2 separate regions of the Homo sapiens genome follow, and region 1 is linked to region 2. The links are chromatin loops, found by intact Hi-C in ENCODE. Cell type or tissue: gastrocnemius medialis. All regions are shown on one strand. Each heading gives the region's core, and the rest is flanking DNA. Links, peaks and the distances in the headings are about the cores only. Region 1 overlaps TIAM2 (TIAM Rac1 associated GEF 2). Region 2 overlaps TIAM2 (TIAM Rac1 associated GEF 2).

Evidence for each region. Peaks named below come from ENCODE experiments on the same cell type or tissue, not always from the same donor. Only the 100,000 strongest peaks of a DNase experiment are listed, where the experiment ranks them.
Region 1: it touches region 2 in a loop (2.2-fold over the local background); 4 of 110 quality-filtered maps call a loop at or near these places.

What each region holds. Positions count from the first base shown.
Region 1 is chr6:155,154,626-155,157,444 of GRCh38, reverse strand. All of the region lies in intron 7 of TIAM2 (TIAM Rac1 associated GEF 2), which reads right to left. Among named protein-coding and RNA genes, the nearest start is that of CLDN20, 110 kb to the left of the region's middle. In gastrocnemius medialis, for the core only: no CTCF peak of the experiment used is centred there; a DNase peak (open chromatin) is centred at 1,484; H3K27ac peaks cover 2,163 bases.
Region 2 is chr6:155,105,922-155,108,740 of GRCh38, reverse strand. All of the region lies in intron 2 of TIAM2 (TIAM Rac1 associated GEF 2), which reads right to left. Among named protein-coding and RNA genes, the nearest start is that of TIAM2, 110 kb to the right of the region's middle. In gastrocnemius medialis, for the core only: no CTCF peak of the experiment used is centred there; no DNase peak of the experiment used is centred there; H3K4me3 peaks cover 1,470 bases; H3K27ac peaks cover 976 bases.

The DNA.
Region 1 (2,819 bases), core at 29-2,528, 49 kb before region 2:
AAGAAAAGAAATATACTTCTCCTAAGGGTCTATTTACTCATCCAACAAACGGGTGCTATATCTACATCTTTACCTTGCAGAGTTATTGTGAAATCACATATGATAGTGGCCTAAGGCAGAGGCTCTGATAAAACAAGGAAGGGGAGCATGAGAACAAGGCAGGGCAAAAGGAGGCGTTCTGTTAGACGGGGGTGAAGCAGGAAGGCCTGGAACACTGGGAAGTGGGGTGGTGGCTGACTCAGAGAAGATCTCTGTTTCCTGCAGTACAGAGGACAGCATCCCTGGACAGACGAGACAGAGGTGCTTCCACACATTCACTAACTCAAGCAAGGCATCGAGGGTTCAGAGATAAAAAAACAGACACGGTTCCTCCAGGAGCACGTATTTTATAGCAGGAGCAACCTTACACACGAAGAAATCATGACAAAGCCATGGATGACAGCAGTGGCACAGACATGGAGAACTGTGGGAGGAGAGTGGGGCTCCCTGATGGAGTGGGCAAAAGGGCGATCAAGGACAGCGCCTTGGAGGAAGCGACCCCTAAACCCTTCATGACAGTCGAGAAGGGGTGAGCCAGATGAAGAGGGCGGAGGGGAGCAGGGCACATTTGTGCACAGCACAGGAGTCCTCTCTGCCTGAGGAAAAACCCAAAGAAAGGAGCAGAAGGGTGGGCTCAGGGAGTTGCAGATAAAGGTCAAGGTGGGGAGAGGTTATCAGGGACTTTATCTGGCAATCACAGGATCACATGTGCTTTTTATTTTTTTACTTTATTTATTTATTTATTTATTTTGAGACATATCACTCTGTTGCCCAGGCTGGAGTGCAATGGTGTGATCTCAGCTCATGGAAACCTCTGCTTCCTGGGTTCAAGCGATTCTCCTGCCTCAGCCTCCCGAGTAGCTGGGATTACAGGTATGCGCCACGACACCTGGCTAATTATTTTTGTATTTTTAGTAGAGACGGGGTTTCACCACATTGGCCAGGCTAGTCTTGAACTCCTGACCTCAAGTGATCCGCCCACCTTGGCCTCCCAAAATGCTGGGATTACAGGCATGAGCCACTGCACCTGACCCAGATGTGCTTTTCCGATGCAACCCAGTCTGGCTGTTGTATGGAAGATGCATCAGACGAAGGGCGAAACCGGAGGCTTCTGCAGTGGTACCGGGAGGAGAGAGTGACAGACAGTCCTACTTCCCCTGTCTACCTCTCACCACCTACCTAAAACCACACTGCATTTGCTCCCACTGTGCCTTGGCCTGGAAGACCCCTCTCTATTCTCCCGGTAAACTCCTCATTTTTCAAGAAGCAACTTGGCCTCCCTCCTCCAGGGTCTTCCATGACTGCACATGAGGCTATATTTCCCATTTCTGTCTTCCACAGCACTGGAATGCCACGTGCACTGAATCACTGTGTTATGTTGAAATTGTATGCTCAACTGTCTGTCACCTGCTAGACTGAGAGCTCAACTGTCTGTCACCTCTCTCTAGCAGGTGCCACTGTCACTGAAGGCTCTAGCACTCTCTCTAGCAGTGCCACTGTCACTGAGGGCAGAGACAGTGACTTCTTTGAGTCTCCAGTCTGTGCACATTTGCCTGACCCAGAGTATGCACCGAACAAACGCTCATTTAACTAAACCAAACATTCTTATTCTCCTAACAAAAACATTTCCAGGCTGGGAGCGGTGGCTCATGCCTGTAATCCCAACACTTTGGGAGGCCAAGGCGGGCAGATTGCCTGAAGTCAGGAGTTCGAGACCAGCCTGGCCAACATGGCAAAACCCCGTCTCTACAAAAAATACAAAAATTTGCCGGGTGTGGTGGCGTACGCCTGTAATCCCAGCTACCCAGGAGGCTAAGGCAGGAGAATCACTGGAACCCTGGAGGCAGAGGCTACAGTGAGCCGAGATCACACCACTGCATTCCAGCCTGGGCGACAGAGAAAGACTCCGTTTCAAAAAAATAGAAAATAAAAACACTTCCAGCTGGGCACACTGGCTCACACCTGTAATCCCAGCACTTTGGGAGGCTGAGGCAGGCGGATCAGTTGAGGTCAGGAGTTTGAGACCAGCATGGCCAATCCCATCTCTACTAAAATACAAAAATTACCAGGACGTAGTGGCACATGCCTGTAATCGCAGCTGCCTGGGAGGCTGAGGGACGAGAATCACTTGAACTCAGGAGGCAGAGGTTGCAGTGAGCCAAGACCATGCCACTGCACTCCAGCCTGGGCAACACAGCAAGACTCTGCCTTAAAAAATAAAAAATAACACTTTCACCATCTCCCTATTGCCTGCCTTAAAAAATAAAAAATAAAAAATAACACTTTCACCATCTCCCTATTGCCTATTGAATAAAGTTCACATCTTCACCCACCACCTCCACAATCTGACTTTATCTCCCTCAAATCCCCTCACAAATATGCTACACTCCAGTGGTTTGTTCCTCAAACTGCTTCCCCCTGTACACATCCAGAAATACACCACAGTATCCTCGTATTTTCCTCAAAGCCTTGTTCTCATTGTTCTCTTCACCAGTTGCCAATTGTCCAAACGCAATCCGTCCTCTTTATGATTTTAAAACTGTATTTAAGTAAATATTTAAACTGAAGCCCACATTTCATAAAACCCAGAGCAGTCTGAACCCTACCAGCAAGTGCTTCCTCCTTCCCCACAGCAACCCCTGGTAGTCCAACCACCTCCTCCCTCCCCAGCCTAATTAACCACAGAAGCAGGCCTGTCTACCCTGGAAATCGCACATAATGAGGCAGGATGGGGGATGCCATCTGGGAGAATGCCAAGACTGCCTAAGGGTGGTGAGGTT
Region 2 (2,819 bases), core at 44-2,543:
TCTGTTTTACTTAATGGGTAAGTGAAGGACCCACTTACCCACTGGAAAACTAATCTCTTCACAAGGAGCCTAACGCTTATCTCGCACTTCCAGGCATCCTTCCTGCAGGCCTGATCTAATGAGAGGGCTTTGGAAAGTCACTCCCTCTGCACTAAAGTATTGAAAAAAGGTGTTATCTATTTGCATTCAAAACACTATTTACGGTCTGGTCAGTATGAATTTGAGTCATTAAGTTCTTCAATGGACTTCACTTTCTGTCCACAAGCTCTGGCAAAAATCAAAGTAGGTGACAAGTGTTAATGTGACCGGAGAAGGCGGCGGTCAGTGCACTGTTCCTGCTCTCAGTGCTTGCTGGCTCTGTCAGAGCCGCATTTTTTAGATGAAAAGGAAAAGTCATCAATAAAATATGACCAATCTTTCTATGAACTGTAACCTGCCTGAACCACACTCACATTCCTCCATCCCTAAAGACGTGTCTGTAAAGGAAGTGAACACATGGGGGATGCCCAATACACCGATGGAGATGACAGCCCTGACCCAGCACAGCTGAAAACGAACCCACGTAGCCTGCCTGAAAATAATTCATAACCTCATAATGCTGAAAGTATAAAATTTTAGAATCCCTAAGTGTGACAAAAGGCCACAACAAAATGTTTAAACCTGTTAGGAAAAACTCCAGCAGCTGTTCACCCGTACCCTTACTTTCCAGAAATTCTATAAATAATCCTGTAAGTTACAATGACTTCAATAAAGCTCCCTATTTCTGTCTCTCCACCTACCAATTTTCTGCGAATTACATGCTTGGCCAAATTAATGTAAAGCCAAGGAAGAACTACACCAAAGCCAGGGCTCCTCGGCCCCTGCTGATGAGCACACACCAGACGTTCAGCAGTACTTGTGCTTCTGGTGTTTCAAATACCCTAATGAATGAGCAGCCTCTAATGGACTAGAATATGAATCAATCACTCCTCTTAAACAAGTACCCCCCTCCCAAGATTACAAGGGATTCCATTTCTTTTTCATAAAGTTTAAGACAAAAAGACAAACGATACTAAACAGCGAAAGTCAAATTACAAGTTTGAAAAGAAACTCTTAAGCCAAATAGCCCACTCAGCTAAAAATTAAGCCCTGATGAGATGATATAATAACCCAAAAACTGCAAAATACAATCTCTGCCACATCTTAATTTCCCTTTCTACTCTGAAAAAATTAACTGGTAAAGTAATAGTCATCAATGCTTTAACATGATCACACTGAGAAGTGGTACTTTCTTGAGACCATCAGGAAAAATAAATCCATACAATACGTACAAATTTTGGAGAGTTAATTAGTAAAACGGCGCAGGCAACTGCAATAAATCACCAATAGGTGTTTGAAAGCACACAGACACTCCAATTTAAAGGCAACAATTCCCTTATGCACAGCAACGTGTGCTGCCTAAGTACAAAATAATGTCAGACAAAAATAAGTCAGCACTTATATATTGCCGGTGGGAGCATTTTGAGAAACATTTTTATCTCACATGTAAAATTACGTCTCAACTCCAGAAGAGGGGAAGTAAACATTTATAACCTTACCTTTGCCAGAACTTTGGATGTAGCCAGTATTTCTCGGGGTCTGTTCGTTAATAAGAAAAGTTTCACAAAGCTAGAGTCTATATACACATCCACAAACTCACTCTTCCTTCTGCTCATGGTAAGCCAGGAAACAGTGTCTAACACTTCAAATGCTCAGCCGTTGAGAGCTAAAAACAGATCCTGTGCAATGCTGGATATATTTTTGTCTGCTAGCTACACACCCTCATCATGTTCAATTTTTTCCATTGGTGGAACAGTATGATGCAGACTTAACCAGAAAGTGGTTTTCCATGGGCTGCCTGAAGCCATTAGCCGGGACAGCCTGCCATCATGCCTCGGAGAGGCCAGGCTCGCCCATGACTGGGCTGTTGTTGGGCCTGCATTCCATAATTACCACCGAAGTTCCATAGGAACACGGCTCCCAAGTCAGCCGAATAAAGGTTTACTCACTTGAAGGGAGCCTCAGCTTCTTTTTTAAGCCCTTTAGCAGTAAGAATACACACCTACCATCCTTGCATTTAGAGCAGTAGTAAACATTCTGCCTCCAAAACCACAGCTGGAATGTTATGATCATAAAAACCCTGCCTCAAGAGAGGCCCTTAAAAATAATATCATGATTTGCAAAATATCGGGTATAAACTTACTTGTGTTCCTTGCTAGAGTTCTTTCATTTTTAAGTTGGCTGAACTACAGTCTTGTACATTGGAAGTCCTTGTTACCCCAACGTGGTGCTTTTTTATTAAAAATGAACCATTAAATTATCTTAAATAAAAGTTATATACAGCAGAGGTTCAGAGTGTTTTGGGGTCTTGCTATATCCTTTGATGAAAGACCTTACATTTTAAAAATACCCCAAAAAGGCTGGGCATGGTGACTTACGCCTATAATCCCAGCACGTTGGGAGGCCGAGGAGGGTAGATCACCTGAGGTCAGGAGTTCGGAACCAGCCTGACCAATATGGTGAAACCCTGTCTCTACTAAAACTACAAAAATTAGCCAGGTGTGGTGATACACGCCTGTAATCCCAGCTACTCAGGAGGCTGAGACAGGAGAATTGCCTGAACCCAGGGGGCAGAGGTTGCAGTGAGCCGAGATCACGCCACTGCACTCCAGCCTGGGATACATAGAGACTCTCTCTCAAAAAAATAAAATAAAATAAAATAAAATAAAATAAAATAAATAAAAATACCCAAAAGATAAAGCAGCATTTTCAGATCTTTTATGTTATTGTGGAGGCGGGAT